Regions from separate parts of the Homo sapiens genome. Here region 2 is linked to region 1. A link is a loop called in an ENCODE intact Hi-C map of the cell type or tissue named here. Cell type or tissue: heart left ventricle. All regions are shown on one strand. Links, peaks and the distances in the headings refer to the core of each region. The heading gives the core; the rest is flanking DNA. Region 1 has its middle 8.2 kb from the start of SYNJ2. Region 2 overlaps SNX9 (sorting nexin 9).

The links. Peaks named below come from ENCODE experiments on the same cell type or tissue, not always from the same donor. Only the 100,000 strongest peaks of a DNase experiment are listed, where the experiment ranks them.
Region 2: it touches region 1 in a loop (2.1-fold over the local background); 4 of 110 quality-filtered maps call a loop at or near these places.

The regions. Positions count from the first base shown.
Region 1 is chr6:157,970,990-157,976,368 of GRCh38, reverse strand. No RefSeq gene overlaps it. Among named protein-coding and RNA genes, the nearest start is that of SYNJ2, 8.2 kb to the left of the region's middle. RefSeq lists an enhancer at 2,109-2,662. In heart left ventricle, for the core only: no CTCF peak of the experiment used is centred there; a DNase peak (open chromatin) is centred at 2,547.
Region 2 is chr6:157,832,914-157,838,292 of GRCh38, reverse strand. The region is part of intron 1 of SNX9 (sorting nexin 9); the gene reads right to left. Among named protein-coding and RNA genes, the nearest start is that of SNX9, 12 kb to the right of the region's middle. In heart left ventricle, for the core only: no CTCF peak of the experiment used is centred there; no DNase peak of the experiment used is centred there.

The sequences.
Region 1 (5,379 bases), core at 106-5,105:
CTCTAATCTATCAGGACTGGAAATTTTTGCCAGGTGCGGTGGTTCACGCCTGTAATCCAGCACTTTGAAAGGCCAAGGCAGGAGGATCACTTGAGGCCAGGAGTTTGAGACCAGCTTGGACAACATGGTGAGGCTCCGTCTCTACAAAAAATTAAAAGAAAGATAGGCAGGCATGGTGGCATGCATCTGTAGCCCCAGCTACTCAGGAGGCTGAGGTAGGCGGATCATGTGAGCCCAGGAGTTTGACATTACAGTGAGCTATGGTCACACCACTGGACTCCAGCCTGGGTGACAGAGCGAGACCCTGTCTCTTAAAACAAAAAACAAAGGCCGGGCGCAGTGGTTCACGCCTGTAATCCTAGCACTTTGGGAGGCCGAGGAGGGTGGATCGCTTGAGCCTGCGAGCTCAAGACTAACCTGGGCAACATAGTGAAACTCCATCTCTACACAAAATACAAAAAAAGTAGCTGGGGCAGTGGTGCACACCTGTAGTCCCAGCTACTTGGGAGGCTGAGGTAGGAGGACCACTTGAGCCCAGGAGTATGAGGTTGCTCTGAGCTGAGATCATGCCACTGCACTCCGCCCTGGCTGACAGAGCAAGACCCTGTCTCAAAACAAAACAAACAAACAAACAAAAATCTAAAAATAAAACATAAAAAGATGAAATTTGGACGCAGACATGTGCCCACAGAGGGAAGCCCATGTGAGGACAGAGGGAGAAGAAAGCCATATTGCACAAGCCAAGGAGAGAGGCCTCAGAAGAAAGCAACCCTGCCAGCACCTTGATCTTGGACTTCCAGCTTCCAGAACTGAGAAAATAAATGTCTGCTCTTTCAGCCACCCAGTTGTTGGTACTTTGTTCTGGCAGCCTGAGCAGACAAATTCACCCCCAACTTTTCATGTCTTTCCCTGTTTGATTTCTCTCCTTAGTGCTTATTAGTCTCTATTATAATAAATCTTTGACTGGTTTACCCTGTTGTCATCCAGGTCTCCCCCTGTCAGGTAAGCTCCTGTGCAGGGTTTCTTCTGTTTTGCTTTGTTTAGTCCTATTTGTTCGTGGTGTATCCCTGGTGCCTAGAACAGTGCCTGGCACCTGCTAGGCAGCCAGGAGTCCTTGTGCAATGAGTAAGTGGATCTCCTTCCTACCATCTGATCTCTGTGGGAGTGGAGGATTCACAACCTTCTGGGGCTGTCCATTGCAGAGATTCTTATGCTGCTTGCTGGATTGATTGAATAAATATTTACTAGGCACCTACTATACGGCAAGCATTGTTCCAGGTGCTGGGGGATACAGGAACAAAGAAAACAGACAAAAATCCCTGGTACGGAGAAGAAATCAAACAAAGAAATCAAACAAAGTACATCATGTGCTCATGGCAGTAGTGCCATGGAAGACAAATGAGTGGGGAAAAGGGGGTGCAGAACTCTAAATGGGGGACAGCTGAGGCCTTGCAGGGAAGTGGCATTTGAGTGAAAAATGAAACAAGTGAGGGGCGAGCCGTGTGGGCATCTGAGGGCAGGGCATGTCAGGGAAAAACTGGGAGGAGGAAGAGGAACCCCGGGGAGCAGGGGGAGGTGGTTGAAGAGGAGGCCAGAGGAGGAAAGGGGCCCAGGCTGTTGGCCACTATAATAACTTGGGCCTTTATGCTGAGTGACAGGGCAGAGAAAGAGACATGCTCAGATTTATGTTTTCACCAAGCATTCTAGCTGCTGAGTTGAAACTTGAGTGGAAGGGTGGAGGCAGGGAGACCAGGTGAGACCAGGAAGGAGGCTGCTGCCGTTGCCCAGGGTGGGAGAACAAGGCTGATGGTGGCGGGGTGGTGAGAAACGGTTGGATTCTGGCTAGATTTTTGAAGGGTGAGTCAGCAGGAGTTGCTTTTACAGCAGATGTGGGATGTAAGGGAAAGACAGGGGTTTGGAAGATGGAGATTTTGGTCAGGGCAACTGGAAGGATGGCGTTGCATCAGCAGAGACGAGTTTGCATGGGGAGGAGCAGGTGGCTGGGGGTGGAGCGGGCAATTTGGGGCAGGCTGGTTTTGAGACGCAGATTACACATTCAGTCGCAGGTGTTGAGTGGACAGTAGAGTATGCAAGCCTGAGGTCCAAGGGCGAGATCTGGACAGAGATGAAAATATGGAGGTCATCGGTGTCAAAAATAAAATCAGATAAAATATTACAATTTTAGAAGTGTACTGTGCATACTAAACAATAATTTGCAAACTGGGTTGCAAATTGTTTGCAAACCAAACATGGTAGGAAGCCCCATTCACAACAGTTCATTGAATCATGCTGACAAGGTTGTAAAGCTTATGTTTTGTGTTTCTATGGTTAGAGCTAGCGTTTGGGGAAATCGGGATGACTTCAGTTTTAGTTATACGGTTATGGGTGATTGGCCTGGGGGTCCATCTGGACCATAGCCCCCATTTCTCTTCAACATCAGCACACAGACAGCATTTAAAGCCTTGAGCCTAAGTGAGTTTACCAAGGGCCAAATGCTGATCAGAAAGGGAAGAGGCCCGGGCCCGTGCCCTGGCGCGCTCTGACAAGTGGGAGAGGAAGAGGAACCGGCACCGGCCACTGAGTAGGAGACCGGTGAAGGAGGACGATGACCAGCAGGATCCCAGTGTCCTGGATCCAATGGAAGGAAACATTTCAGGGAGCAGCCAGTGGTCAGTGATGGCCAAGGCTGTGAGGGGTCCAGGAGGACGAGGTCTGGGAATTGTCCTTGGGATTTGGCAACGTGGAGGTCGTTGCTGACCCTATAAGAGCAGTCTCGAAGGAAGGCTGGGGGGCACCAGTGCTTTTTCACAGCCCATTTCTTCCTGCTTGACCCTCTGTATATGTGAGGATCTAGTTATCAACTTGAGATCGCGAAAAGTACACAGCCTGCCTGTGCACAGTAGCTCACACCTGTAATCCCAGCACTTTGGGAGGCCGAGGCAGGGCAGATCGCCTGAGGGCAGAAGTTCGAGGCCAGCCTGGCCAGCATGGTGAAACATCATCTCTACTAAAAATACAAAAATTAGCTGGGCATGGTGGTGGGCGCCTGTAATCCCAGCTACTTGGGAGGCTGAGGCAGGAGAATTGCTTGAACCCAGGAGGCAGAGGTTGTGGTGATCCAAGATTGTGCCACTGTACTCCAGCCTGGGCGACAGCGTGAGACTCTATCTCGAAATAAAAATAAAAAGAAAAAAAGAAAAAAAAAAGAAAAAAGAAGAAAAGCACGCAGCCAACTTGGAGACAGTGATTCTGACTGGCTCCTCCGTGGCTTCTCCCGGTGACCCCTGTAAAGGCCCCTCAGACTCCCAGCATCCACTGCTCTCATTACACTTGCTCTTCTTGGACTATCCTGAGTTCCCCCACTTCTGAAATGTGAAGTCACCAAAGAGTTCCCTAAGGTCTAACTCATGCAGAACATAATGAAGGCGATAATTCATGTGATGTTCTGAGTTGATTTCAATTTTATGTAACTTTGCACTTTCCTTAAAGCAGATTCATTAAATGTACAACTAATTATGATTAAGTTTTTATACCTTAATAAGAGTTTTCATCTAAATACATTCATAAACTAGAAAACATCCTTTTGTCAGACCACATGTTCCTTTTGGAGGTTCAGAAAAGTATGATCTCTGGCTAGGAGCAGTGGCTCACGCCTGTAATCCCAGCACTTTGGGAGGCCAAGGGGAAGGGGGGTAGATCACCTGAGGTCAGGAGTTCAAGACCAGCCTGGCCAACAGGTGAAACCTCGTTTCTACTAAAAATACAAAAATTAGCCAGGCGTGGTGGCACACACCTCTAATCCCAGCTACTCAAGAGGCTGAGGCATGAGAATCACTTGAACCCAGGAGGCAGAGGTTGCAGTGAGCCAAGATCCTGCCACTGTACTACAGCTTGGGCGACAGAGTGAAACTCTGTCTCAAACAAACAAACAAACAAACAAACAAACAAACAAACAAAAAACCAGAAAAATATGATCTCCATAATTATGCCAGCAAAGTAAATTGATGCATCAGCAAAGAACGGATTGATTCAGCCTCTCTGTCTTTCTGGCGCTCCAAGATTTTAGCTCTAATTTTTGAATAAAACTTTGCAGTTTTTCAAAGTACTTTTTAATATAAATATTATATTAGATATTAAAAACCCATGAATATTTAAGGCAAAACATCCCAATATTCTTAACTTATTAATTCATTTATTCAACCAAACTTCAACCTCCAATGAATTTCTTTAGTAGCCTCCTTGAACTCTGAATCCTTAAAGTTACTGGAGAAATTGCATAGCTTTGCAGGCTGGTGTCATTTTTCAAAGCAGTAATTATTTAATGTTATCAGTTAGAGTTCATGTTTCTAATTATTTCATAAATGTCATAAATTTGTGTGAATCAGAACTGAAATAATGCTTACACAAAATAACTGATATGTCCTTTTTAATATCTAGTTCCCCTCTACTTCTTTTTTTTAATCTCCTTGCAATTTATTTGTTGAAAAAAACGAAGCTGTGTGTCCAGCCATCCTCCCCAGCCCGGATTTTGCTGAGCATGTCGCTGTGATGTTGTTTAGCCAGTTCCTTTGCCCTGTGTTTCATCTGTAGCTCGGTGGCTGGATCTAGAAGCTTCATTAGATTCCGTTTCATGGGTGGTGGTGTGTTCCTCCACCAGGAAGCCTGTGTCTGATTTTCTCTTTGTGATATAGCAGCCATTAATCATCAATGCCTTAATCCTTGTGAAATGGTTATGTTCCAATTCTGTCATTCCTTCTTCATTCAGTAGCTAAAATTCTTCTATAAATGGAAAAATTCTCTTCTGCTACTTGTTTACCCAATGGTGACACAAACAAAAATAAAGCAGGTAGAATAGGACTCTTTTCCTCTGTTTCCTGGTGTTCAGAATAATGAGTTGTTTTCCTGTCTTTCTGAACTCAGAGTTTAAACATATTTGATGTGTTTCAGTCCATCGCCATTACTATTCTGACTGATGCTCACATGTTCCCTCTTTGGCCAGTGAGAGCCTCTTTGAGGTGGCTCCTGGGTCCTTCTGACATGACCCAATGGCCTTTGATGGTTTCCTTGCCTTCTGGTATAGCAGTATCAACCTCATCTTGTGCATTTTTTTTTCTCTAGACATGAAATCGACCATTTTTACAAGAAGTCTTGATTCTTTTTGGTGGAAAAAGGAATTTCAAGACCACAGTTGGTGTTATGACATCTACTCATTTTACCCCCAGGATCTCAAAATGTAACTGCCTTTTAATCTCAGAAGTTTTACAGTTAAGCTCGTTTCCTTTAGAATGATGATGTGAACCTTTTCCTCTTTCCTCACATTTCCTATTTCCCTCTACCTCCTTCATCTCAGCAATCTGTCTTGCCTCATACTTTCCTGAG
Region 2 (5,379 bases), core at 269-5,268, 140 kb after region 1:
GCCTGTAACCCTAGCACTTTGGGAGGCTGAGGTGGGCAGACTGCTTGAGCCCAGGAGTTCAAGACCAGCCTGGGCAACATGGCAAAACACCATCTCTATAAAAAATACAAAAATTAGCCAGGCATGGTGATGCATGCCTGTAGTCCCAGCTACTTGGGAGGCTGAGGTGGAAAGATTGTTCGAGCCCGGGAAATTGGGGCTGCAGTGAGCTGCTACTGTACTCCAGCCTGGGCAACAGGGTGAGGTTCTGTCTCAAAAAAACAAACAAAATTTGATTTTTGGAAGCAATGTAGCATACTGAATATTTCTGTCAATATCCCTTGATGTTCATGCATAATAATATTCTAATGTTAACCACAGCCAACAATTACATGTATTCCTTCCATAATTAATGGTACAGCATATGCTGTTCACGGAACCCACAAGAAACTGAACAGTGCAGTTCAGTTGCCACCTTGTTTAAATGCCAACGACGGCTTCACGATCTGCTGCCCTTCTCTTATTTAGACACCCGTTACTTCTTACTGACTGCAGAGACAGGTCATATGAACACAGACAGCATGCCCATGCCTTCATGCATATGGGTCCTATAATAATACATGGGTGGATTTGATTATTCAGAGGTAGATTTACCTAGTTTGGGGACTACATTCTTTTTTCTAGCTTTGACAAACATTTGTTTCTTTACTTCCTTAAAGCTTCTAAGTGGGCAAACAGGAAAAATGAAGCCGCTGAAATTCAAATTCATCAAAATTAGGTATGGGTACTTACCACACAAATAACATTAAAAACTGGATTTACACAAAGGCATGTATTATCTGACTTATAAGTAATTTAAGAACAGGATTCTTCTCTCCTAGTGAATTAAAAGTTATTTTCATTATATAATCACGGTAGGAACATATTATACAATGCAAATAAATCTGGACTGATTACTGTTTTAATAACACACAAAACTGTATCGCATGTTTTCTGGCTAACTTAAAAGGCAATAGGAAGAGTAGTAACCAGCCTCCATGGTAATGTGAGATTGTAACAGTGTTGAGACATTTTGCATATAATACCAACGATCAATCAAAAGAACTGAAAAGTTACTGACAACACTACAAGTTGGCGAGAAACTAAATAGCTTCTGAGAATATTTTACGGATCTGTGATTTTCTGCATCATATGAACCCAGTTAGATAAAATAATCCTTTAAGCAAGACACAAGTGTTCACTGCACACGGCATGCTAGTGCAGCCACCCAATTTACGGCCTCACAGATCTTAGGGACCAACCAAGGACAGAACCCAAGTTCTTTCTTTTATTTTTCCATCCCTCACAATAGTGGTTCTGGAAGTTAGGTCCCTAGACCAGCAGCATCAGCATCACCTGGGAACTGGTAGAAATGTGTGTTCTCGGCCGGGCGCGGTGGCTCACGCCTGTAATCCCAGCACTTTGGGAGGACAAGGTGGGCGGATCACGAGGTCAGGAGATCGAGACCATCCGGGCTAACATGGTGAAACCCCGTCTCTACTAAAAATACAAAAAAATTAGCCAGGCATGGTAGTGGGTGCCTGTAGTCCCAGCTACTTGGGAGGCTGAGGCAGGAAAATGGCGTGAACCTGGGAGGCGGAGTTTGCAGTGAGCTGAGATCGCGCCACTGCACTCCAGCCTGGGCGAGAGTAAGACTCTGTATCAAAAAAAAAAAAAGAAAGAAAAGAAATGTGTGTTCTCAGCCCCACCCCAGACCTCCTGAATCAGAAACTCTGTGTGATTTAACAAGCTCCCCGGGTTGGTGACTGTGATACAGCTAGTTAGAGTACCACAGCTCTACCATTAATTCCTAATCCTTAGGAAATATCATCACTTTAGCAAGAGTTCAATTTCTCTCTCAGATGGAAGCTTATTACCATTGCCATATCTTTCTGTATAGAAGAGAGTCCTAATGAATCAGAGAAGAGGGGAGTTTGAGAAAAAAATTTAATACTTGTAGCATTTTAGAGAATCACTATCTATCACTTTCATAATGAAAACTCCAGAACGTGCACAAGATGTTTCCACTTATCAAAAAGGGTAATGGCTATAATCCCAGCACTTTGGGAGGCTGAGGCAGGAGGAATGTTTGAGCCCAGAAGTTCAAGATCAGCCTGGGCACATAGAGAGACCCTGTCTCTACAAACAAACAAACAAACAAACAAAAAATTAAATATTAGCTGGCTCTGGTGGCATGTGCCTGTAGTCCCAGCTACTTGGGAGGCTGAGGCAGAAGGATTGCTTGTGCCTGGGAGGTCGAGGCTGCTGCTGTGAGCCCAGATCACGCCACGGCACTCCACCCTGAGCAACAGAGTGAGACCCTTCTCAACCAAAATAAAAAATAAATGGCTAGGCATGGTGGTGTATGCCTGTGGTCCCAGACTGTATTAGTCTGTTTTCACACGGCTATAAAGAACTGCCCAAGACTGGGTAATTTATACAGGAAAGAGGTTTAATTGACTCACAGTTCAGCATGGCTAGGGAGGCCTCATGAACCACGATGGAAAGTGAAGGGGAAGCAAGGCACCTTCTTCACAAGGTGGCAGGAAGGAGAAGTACTGAGTGAAGGTGGAAGAACCCCTTATAAAACCATCAGCTCAGTCAGCATGGGGGAAATCGACCCCGTGATTCAATTACCTCCACCTGGTCCCTCCTGTGACACTTGGAGATTACAGCGATTACAATTCAAGATGAGATTTGGGTGGGGACACGAAGCCTAACCATATCACAGATACTCAAGAGGATGAGGCAGGAGGATTGCTTCAGTGTGGGAGTTCAAGGCTTCAATGAGCCATGTTTGCACCACTGGACTCCAGCCTGGGCAACAGAGCAAGACTCTATTTAAAAAAAAAAAAAAAAAAAGAAGGGGAATGGGTTTTTAAAGGCTGAAAACTTTGCTTTTGGTCATTATATAGTAATTGAACTCTAATAGAAGTAAATATTAGAATATTTTAAAAATCTTGGCTGGGCATGGTGACTCACGCCTGTAATCCCAGCACTTTGAGGGGCCGAGGCAGGTGGATCACTTGGTGTCAGGAGTTTGAAACTGGGCTGGCCAATATGGTGAAACCCCATCTCCACTAAAAATACAGAAATTAGCTGAGCGTGGTGGCACACATCTGTAATCCCAGTTGCCTGGGAGGCTGAGGCAGGAGAACTGCTTGAACCCAGGAGGTGGAGGTTGCAGTGAGCTGAGATCATGCCACTGCACTCCAGCCTGGGTGACAAAGTAAGACTCTGTCTCAAAAATAAAATTAAATTTAAAATGTCTATACTTTTTGGTATCATCTTGGCTTTAGATGATTCAGACAGCTCAACCTATTGTAACCACAGATCTCAGTAACCTAACGGGTATTGATTTCCTAGGGTTTTGGAGCTTTTAGGGGTTGCAAGGACATTGAATACGCTTTACATACTGTTGGAATTGCATCAGACTAATCTGGTTCAACTTTTATGTAACAAAGTTATGAGCTGCTTTTCAGTTGGCATGGACCTCCAGGTTGAACGTCACATCACCAGAGCATGCCCAAAACTAAGTGTGCAGCCATGGATAGAACCCACGTGCTCAGATGGGCACTTGGAATGGAATGGGCATGAGGAATGAGCACTGAATTAAGAAGTGGACACTAACAGTTTGGGAGGCTGTAATCACAATTCTTTGGGAGGCTGACACAGGAGGATCGTTTGAGCCTAGGAGTTTGAGACCAACCTGGGGAACATGGCGAGACCTCAATTCTACTAAAGAAAAAAAAATTTAAAAAATTGGCCGGGGGGGTGGCACACAGCTGTAGTCCAAGCTACTTGTGAGGCTGAGGTGGGAGAATCACTTAAGCCCAGGAGTTCAAGGCTGCAGTGAGTTATTATCATGCCACTGCACTCCAGCCTGAGGAACAGACTGAGACCCCGTCTCTACAAAAAAAAAAAAAAATTCTTTTAAATTAGCCAGGTGTGCTGGCACGCACTTTGTGGTGTCAGCTTACTCAGGATGTTGAGGTGAGAGGATCGCTGGAGCCCAGGAGGTTGAGCTGCAGTCAGTGGAGGTTGCACCACTGCACTTCAGCCTGGGCAACAGAAGAGAGACCCTGACTCAAAAAAAAAAAAAAAAAAAAAAAAAAAAAAAAAAACCACAGTGGACACCACATGGCAGGATCCAAAATCCGATCAGATCAAGCCCTGGTGTCACCCCATGGCAGGATCCAGTCAGATTATGCCTCCAGCATCACCCCACTGCAAGATCCAATCAGATCACGCCTCATTACCTCTAAGTACAAAACCTGACGTAGCCCCCAGCGTGGAGAGACAGACTTAAGTCCAACTCCTGTCTCCTTGCTCAGCTGTCTGGCAATAAGCCTCTCTCACTACAAAAACCTGGTGCTTCAGTGTTTGGCTTTCCACTACATGGGCAAATGGACCCAGTTCAGTTCGGCAATACTGGTAGATAGTCACGGGACAAAGTAAATCTGATGCATCAACAAAACAACTGTAAAATCATATTATTCAACTCTTGACTCTAAAATCTGAGTCATGGTTTAGGAAGGCGGGAGGAGAAGTGCAGTGCTGGAAACCCTGCCTAACCACAAAGAATTAACCACCCTGCCTCTTCTAAGCTCCTGAGGGAGAAGGCACATGGTGGCAGGTAAAATTACCAATGTATTTATGAAACAGCAATTTGTAACACCTTCAGATTCAGTGCTAGTTGTTCAGTAAGTTTTCAGTTATGTTTTAAAGCTACTTTTAAAACATACTCTTTTTTTCCCCTGGAAGAAGAAAATTTCCTTAAGTACCATACTTAAGAAAATTACAAAATAATATTTGTAATCCTGAATGCATTAGCATTCTTCTATTGAAGTGCCCTTACTATGTGTAAGCATTAAAAAATTTTTCCAACCTAGTACAATTTGAAACAAATTAACAGAAGGTATATAAGTTTGGGAATCTGCTTTAGAGGCCTAAAGACAGTAAGTTTTTAATTAAAAAAAAATCTTTTTTTTCCTTGTTACAAAAGCAGCAAATATTCATTACTTAAAATCTTGAGACTATAAAACAAACTAAAACATAAAAAAACTTCTTATGTGCAGCCACTATGCAATAGGCAACTATTTATACATACGTCTAAATTTTCAAGCCTTTTTCTGTGAATTTAAATTAGGAAATACATTTAAACTCGCACATTTTAAATACACCAATTCATTAATATCTGAATGTCAACTGTCCTAGGGAGGATCCAAATCTTTATTCCCAGCATCCAAGTGGCACAAAATAGCTACTGAAATGTCTGCTGAACTGAATATCTGGGATCTGACAAGGCAAAGTCTGGACTTGCAGACTGTGGAGCTGTACTATGGAAGTATTTTTGAAGCA